Regions from separate parts of the Homo sapiens genome. Here regions 2 and 3 are each linked to region 1. Evidence: chromatin loops called from intact Hi-C (ENCODE). Cell type or tissue: dorsolateral prefrontal cortex. All regions are shown on one strand.

Region 1 (2,500 bases):
CCAGGGTAGGAGAGGGACTTGCTTTTTACTGTATAGTCTTTTGTATCTTTTGAAATTTATACCATGTACCTGCATTATCAGTTCCAAAAAATTAGTTGAAACCAGTAACTGAAAAAATAACTACTTAATGAGCCCTCTGTCTACCCTTTTGGAACCCAGCTTTCTAAAAGAAGACAAAACTTACCAAACCAACTTATAGAGAAAAGTACTCTCACCCCTAGCTCATTTTCATTCCCTGGCTGACCTACCAGCAGAACCTCCGCCCCCCTGCGGCCCGATACCATCATTTTTAATGAAGTTAATTTTTATTTTTATTTTTATTTTTACTATTTTGATAACCACTTTCTGTGAAATAATAGTTTTTTTTTTTCAAAACTTGGCTCATATCTCCTTTTATGTTAGCAGTCATGGCATAGAAAAGCTGCCCACAGAATGACATACATCAAAAACAGTTTTCTGTTTAGACGGATAGCTTTAAGTGTGTGCAAACAGGTGCCTCTATGTGTGGAAGGAAGACATGCTAGATTATTTGGGGTCCACCTGCAGAGGAATGAGCTAATTTACAGAAGAGTGAAGCAGGCTCTGCACTGAAGGCCAGGGTTAAGGCATATAGCTAATGATAAAATAAATGAATGTGACTTTCTAAAAATGTCATGGGGGAGAAGAAAATGAGGAGGAAGGGAAAACTGGCCTCTATAATCTTGTAATGTTACAAATAGAATTGCCATGTGACTCAGATCTTCTCAGAGGTTAGAGGGCATAGGTCACTTTTTTAGTGGTGCATCTTTGTCATTAGACGAAGAATAATTGGGAGGAAATGATTTCACCCCAGAGTTTAAATTCCTCGGTCACTGCCTCATTTTCTTCCATAGATCCATAGGAATCTCCTGGGAGTGAAGTGGAGCCTGTGCATTTCCTAGAGTTGGGCTTTTTGGGGTTTTGGTTTGGATCTATGGTGTTGCTCTCTTGGGGACAGAAAGTATGGACAGGGCACAGGCGCAGAGACAGGTCACTCTCTGTGTTTCATTCCCGTCCTGACACTTTCTAGCTGTGTAGCTTTAGATAAGCCACGGGACATTTGTGGATTTGAGTTTTTGCATCTGTACAATGAGTTACTAATACTAAGCTGGAAGGGTGCTAAGGGGACTGAGTGTGAAAATTGGTATCAAGCTCTAAGAAGCGTTTCCTTTCCTTTTGCAGAGAGTGCTAGAAGGGAGACTGCTGTCCCCACAATGGCTGCAGCCCCATTCCTTTTTCCAAGCTGCCTGGGTGAACATTCCAGGATCCTGACATTCTGTGGAAATTGATGAGTGCTTGCTCAAAGGTCGATGATGTGCTACAGATGGCATCACCTGTTAGAGACAGAGCTTTCTCAAGAGGAGCTTTGATTTCCTTTACTTCCCGAACTGCTATTTCACAGTCTCTCAGTAGATGTCAGCAGCACAGCAAACATCTCACTGCCCATCATGGAAGCAGGTTGGTTCAAAAACTTTTCCAATTAAAGAAAAAAAAAAAAAAGGAATTAGTTCTTTCCTTTGCAATTTTCTTCAGAAGCCCCAGAACCAAAATGGTAAGATCTAGTGGCTTCAAAGTAGATTCCTGAGAGGATTACTCAGGGTGTGTTTGCATTTTAAAGACAACCTTTTATTCCCTGTAATGAAAACATCACCCCTGAGATGGCTAGGGATTATAGCAACCTTTTTGGAATTTTCGGCAAGTTTATCTCACATTTACTCTCTAGGCAAGAGTGAAATAATAGAAGATGTCCAATATTTTGCTTCTTCCTGTGAAGTAAATCAAAACCCTGGGAATGTTTTCTCCTAAGTTAATTAACTGATGTGTCCTCCTCTATATCTTCATTATATTCAATTAACCCTCTGATTGCTACTACAGACAACTGCCACAAGCTCAAAGAATAAGGCAGAGTTTTCTCATCAGAATGAAAGAGAAGATTTGAGCTGCTCTGGAGGCTGAGGTTTGAGAATCACTTGGGCCTGGGAGGCGGAGGTTGCAGTGAGCCCAGATTGCACCACTGCAGTCCAGCCTGGGTGACACAGCAAGACTCTGTCTCAAAAACAAAAACAAACAAACAAAAAAAGAATGAAAGGGATTATTTGAATTTGTGCCCTAGCAATATTTTGAGGTGATGTCCACCCAGGCTTTGCTTATGACATTTCCTACCTAAGCTGACTCCCCTTCCTGCTCCCTCCATTCTTGCCTGCCCAGCCCCAGGTATGATAGGAGCAAGGTCAGCACTGCTAAAGGTGGGAATGTCTCCATTGATGTACCTACCCTTTTGTCCCCAGTAATATAAAATTTTGCTCTGAAACTTTACTTGAGATTAAATTGGCTCTTGGGTATTATATTTACCTTGCTTCTGTTCCTTATGGCTTTTTACTGTGAGGAAGTTTGCTCCTTGATTCGTCATGTTATTTTTTGGCATTAATGTTCATTTCTTGCTGTTGCATTTAAATGGTATGTCTCTTGATCACTGCATTTT
Region 2 (2,500 bases), 71 kb after region 1:
ACAACAATTTCACAGTTATGTATGTTTCTACTTCATCTAGATCTAGATTACTAACTTCTAGGAAGCAGGGGCTGGATCACAGGGATCTTTTTCATCCCCTACCAGGTCAAGAATATTGTGTGTACAAAGTAGATAACCATAAATGTAGGGATAGGTTTTAAATGTCATTTTGTTTTTTGACTACATGAGTAATACACATTTAGTGTAAAAACAGGTGAACAGACAGAGAAAAAACAGTTTTTAAAATTACCTTAATTACTAGCCCTTTTTAGAAATTACCATTTAGCTTTTGGAGTACACACATACTCACATGCACACATGCCTGAGAAGAGAATATATGGGAATTATAAAGAAAAATTAGATGATATTTCACAGGTTGTTCTGTAAGTTCTTTTTCTCATTGAATAATATATTATAAATGTCTATAGCATTAAATTGAAAATGATATAATTAAATGACTTGCATTTGTTGAGCCCAAATTGTAATATATGCAGGAATGCTGGTATGATTAGCAGCTGTATCATGTTCTATAACTTGGCATGCTAACCATTTTGTATAATTGAAAGGTTGTGTTTCCCTTTTTGAAGTAAATGCAAGGGACGTGAATTGTTCCAGAACACAGCAAAAGATAGACTGCTACCCAGTTTATTACATAAAGCAAGCACAACCTTGGTACGCATAACCGATCAAGATACCATTAGTGTATTAGTCTGTTCTCGTGGTGCTAATAAAGACATACCAAAGACTGGGTAATTTATAAAGGAAGGAGGTTTAATTGACTCACAGTTCCACATGACTGGGGAGGCCTCACAATCATGGTGGAAGATAAAAAAGGAGCGAAGTCATGTCTTAATGGCAGCAGGCAAGAGAGCGTGAGCAGGGAAACTCCCCTTTATAAAACCATCAGATCTCATGAGACTTATTCATTATCACGAGAATAGCATGGGAAGGACTGCCCCCATGATTCAATTACATCCCACTGGGTCCCTCCCACGACACATGGGAATTATGGGAGCTACAATTCAAGATGGGATTTGGGTAGGGACACAGTCAAACCATATCAATGAGCAAAATAAAACTACAGAGCAAGATCACTTTAGGAATGTTGATCTTAAATGAAATACAAGAAAATAATGTAAGATGATATTGAATAAATTAATAATGATGATAATAATGCAAGCTAACATTTGTAGAGGTCTTTCTATGTGCCAGCCAGGGGTCTGAGTTCTTTATATACACTGTGAAGTACCATTGTAGAGATGAAGAAACTGAGGTACAGAGAGGGTAACTTGTGCAAGTTTATGTTACTAGTAACTGCACACAAAGATCACATCGGGCTTTGGCTCCAGCAGTGCATGAATAGACCATTTCAAGGAAATGTGATACAATGTAGTACAACAATAGGTTCAACAAGGAAAACAAAGATCATATTGATAGATTTCGATGCTTGGAGACAATGCCTCTTTTAATGAAAACATTACAGAAAAACAGGAGCAGAATATTTGTTTATACCAAGGAGTACATTTTTCAAACTAATGCATTATTCTGTTAAAAATCAAAGCATGGATTCCTCATTTCTACCTACCAGGAACCAAAATATCAATCACCTAGGAATATTTTATAGGATGTACTAAGTTTTCTCTATTCCGGGAAATTAATACTTGTTCTTTATATGAAAATTTGGATGGAAAGGCTAGAAAATCACAATGAAAAGAATCAAAATCTCCCATATACCCATTCTGAGATAAAAAAATCTCCCGTATAACTGTTCTGAGATAATTCCTTAACATTTCTATGCATATAATTTCTTTTCCATACTGAATTAGGATTATACAATTATACTATTTTGAAATTCAGTCTCTTTTCAGTTAAACATATACTTTGAAAAATATCTTCTCATTAAATACTCTGTCACATGTGAATTTTAATGGCTGTGCAGTATTCCCTCAAGAGGATGGATCAGATTTTAACCTCTAATGTTGAACACTTGGGTGGATTCCGTTCTTCAGCTGTTATAAACAACAATGCAATTAATATTCCTGTCCCTAAACTCACTTCCACAGCTCTGACATTTAATTTAGGTTAAGTTCTTAGAAAAGAGTTCCAAAATTTTTGGTGTACATTGCCAAAATACCTTCCTAGAATATTTGCACTAATTTATACTCTTACCAGTAGTATAGAGTGTCATGTTCCTCACTCTTTCACTTTCATCTACCAATATTATCTACCTCCTTATCTGCAGGTTCTGCAACAACTATTTACATAGCATTTGCCTTGTATTAGATCGTATAAGTAAGCTAGAGATGATTTAAAGTATAGGGGAGTTTACATGTGTGCATAGGTTATATGTTAATACCACGCCATTTTATATCAGGGACTTGAGCATCCATGGATTTTGGTATCCATAGGAGTCCTGGAACCAATACCCCAGGGATACTGAGAGATGACTGTAATTCAAATGAGATATGGGTGACATATATGAGATAGATGTGTGACACAT
Region 3 (2,500 bases), 430 kb after region 1:
GTTTAGAATGTCAATTTAGCAAAATTAATCTGGCATCATCCTATAAGACTGATTGAAAAAGGAGAGAGTGGGGAAGTAGAAACCCATTAGGAAAGAGCAGGGTTGGCTGGTAATCCTCAACCAAAAATTTCTCCCCAAAACCTTTGAGGGACAACAGGCTTCCAAAGTGTTCTTAGAGTGTCTCATTTCCTCAGAGTTCTATATTCAAGGGAAATCCCTCAGTAGATATCCTAGCTTGGACCTACACCTAAGGTCTTAGAAAAAAAACAAGGCTACCTTGTTCCCAGGTCCCCATGTACTCCTGAACGGCAAGCAGTGGAATGATGGCAGGTACAGCGAGATGCCAGAGGGTTTGATGAGGGCAAGAGTCAACAGACCCTGGCCAAAGACTCTTGGTTTTTCCTTTAAATGTTAAGATGTTTCCCATCAAATTTCTCTCCACTTATTCACATTGTTAATGACTTAATCAGTGAAAGCTCTCAGGAGTATTATTAAATTTTTCAAATAGTTGGCCCAAAGTATTGAATCCCTAAAGATGGTCCTTTAGACAGTTAACATACACATGTTCCTGGCATCTCCCGAATCATAGTGTGCAAATGATCACTATTTGTGTGCATATAGGACTAGGCTAGGCAGGTAACCACATCTGAGCGCCTCCATTTGTGACTTGTGAACCTGATACAACATGTCCAATCTGATAAAATAAAAAGCATCCAGCCAGTGAAGAGGACGTGTACCCTGGCTGATATCTTGGACCTTCATCTGCTAAATGACAGGAAGAAATTTGCCATAAAAGGAAATGATGGACCCAACAGGTAGCTTATACTCCCTTCATGTTTTGACCTCTAGAGAAGACTTCAAGTCTTTACAGCCAAACGGGAGAGGCAGCCACCCTCCATGTGCCTCCCCTAGAAAAATCCATCTGGATTTGGGGCCTGGGGAAGGGCACTGTGAGGGCGGCCGAGTACAGCATCCTCGCTGCCGTGTGGTAAGAGTGACATCTGGTGGCTGCCATGCTCAGGCTCAGTGCTCTTCCATCAACCCTGCAAGGGCAATGGAGGACTTCGGAGACCACTTAGGTGCCCCAGGTGGAAGGGACCATGCAGATGAAGGAAATGGAGCTCACGATGGGGAATGGGGGTTTGATTTGCTCAAAGACCTTCTAGATAATCTTGAGATTAGACTTAGTTTCCTGGATTCTAGGACAGGGTTCTTGTGTCCTGCTTATTTCCTTTATCGTTCTTTCTAATCAAAGTTTGAGATATACAAAAGGCCACATGGAACATATGTGTAGTTATTCAGCATAATGATGAAAAGAAAAGCTATGGGTCCTTCTAGAATCCAACTAGAACACTGAAATTCTTACATGCCTCTGGGTACTCCTCTTGTCTCCCATCCCCTCTGCATTTATCCTGAAGTTTTGTGTTTTCCATTCCCCTGCTTTTTAAAAATACTTTTATCTTAAATGTATATATCCTTAAACAATATACTGTATAATTTGTTTGCTTTCCTGATCCTTTCTAAGAAATTATTTACATGGATTTTCTCTCTCCAAAGAAGATGGTGACAACTCACAAAGATACCTGCTTTTCCCCAGAACTATAGCTTTGCTGTAATGTACTAACATTGAGGATTTCTGGAAGAGAGAGAGCCATGGCATGACAGCCTTATCAGAGGGTAGCCTCAAGCTAAGATCTTAAAAAATAAGTACTGATTTAAATTATATTTAGAAGGCAATTCACACATCCACCTTAGATTTTTTAAAAATTCATTCATTCATTGAAAAACATTTCCTGATTGATTAGTTTGATTGTCCTCATACACTAATGATGCCCAGGAATCTCTCCACATTCTGCTTGTAATCCACAGGAATCATTATTTCAGGATGAGGGAAAGGCAATTCTGAATAATTGACCTGAACTTTCTTAGGGGCCCTCAATCTTAACGATGGGCTCAGGCACTATATTTTATAAAAAGAAAATAAATAAGACATAATATCTCACAAATATTAGTAGGACAATTAAATAGATCATCTGAAATCAGGTGTAGTGGAAAGTCAAGGATGGCAGTTGCCATGCTGCACTGAGCCCCCCTTATACTTAGCTCTTGCTGAGTTAAGAGGGAACCATGAGTGTGAGAAAGACTAACAAGTGAGTGAAAAACTAGACAGTAATACCAGGAGGAAGGCCAAGAAATGTATCACTAATTTCTTGTTTGATTTCAGAGCTGGAAACAACTTCTGGTGGATTCCTGTAGTGGGCCCTTTGGTTGGTGCTGTCATTGGAGGCCTCATCTATGTTCTTGTCATTGAAATCCACCATCCAGAGCCTGACTCAGTCTTTAAGACAGAACAATCTGAGGACAAACCAGAGAAATATGAACTCAGTGTCATCATGTAGTGGCATGCTCAGCTCTGGATTTGCAGTCAGTTTGGGATTCTCTTCAGAAAGATGGCATCTAAGTGTCTGTGTTCTTGTAAGCCTGAGGTGGAATCCACCCA

Evidence for each region. Peaks named below come from ENCODE experiments on the same cell type or tissue, not always from the same donor. Only the 100,000 strongest peaks of a DNase experiment are listed, where the experiment ranks them.
Region 2: a loop joins it to region 1, with 6 times the contacts of the local background. A loop is called at or near these places in 2 of 110 quality-filtered maps.
Region 3: a loop joins it to region 1, with 5 times the contacts of the local background. A loop is called at or near these places in 26 of 110 quality-filtered maps.

The regions. Positions count from the first base shown.
Region 1 is chr15:57,749,971-57,752,470 of GRCh38, forward strand. LOC105370834 (a long non-coding RNA gene) reads left to right here. Exons shown (of 6, transcript XR_001751554.3): 4 at 1,201-1,476. Among named protein-coding and RNA genes, the nearest start is that of POLR2M, 45 kb to the left of the region's middle. RefSeq lists enhancers at 1,239-1,991, 2,414-2,500. In dorsolateral prefrontal cortex, CTCF peaks have their summits at 1,440 and 1,640; no DNase peak of the experiment used is centred here; H3K27ac peaks cover 909 bases.
Region 2 is chr15:57,820,654-57,823,153 of GRCh38, forward strand. No RefSeq gene overlaps it. Among named protein-coding and RNA genes, the nearest start is that of POLR2M, 120 kb to the left of the region's middle. In dorsolateral prefrontal cortex, no CTCF peak of the experiment used is centred here; a DNase peak (open chromatin) is centred at 1,338; H3K27ac peaks cover 2,500 bases.
Region 3 is chr15:58,181,737-58,184,236 of GRCh38, forward strand. AQP9 (aquaporin 9) reads left to right here. Exons shown (of 6, transcript NM_020980.5): 6 at 2,225-2,500. The coding sequence ends at 2,399. Among named protein-coding and RNA genes, the nearest start is that of AQP9, 45 kb to the left of the region's middle. In dorsolateral prefrontal cortex, CTCF peaks have their summits at 998 (motif pointing left) and 1,208; a DNase peak (open chromatin) is centred at 995.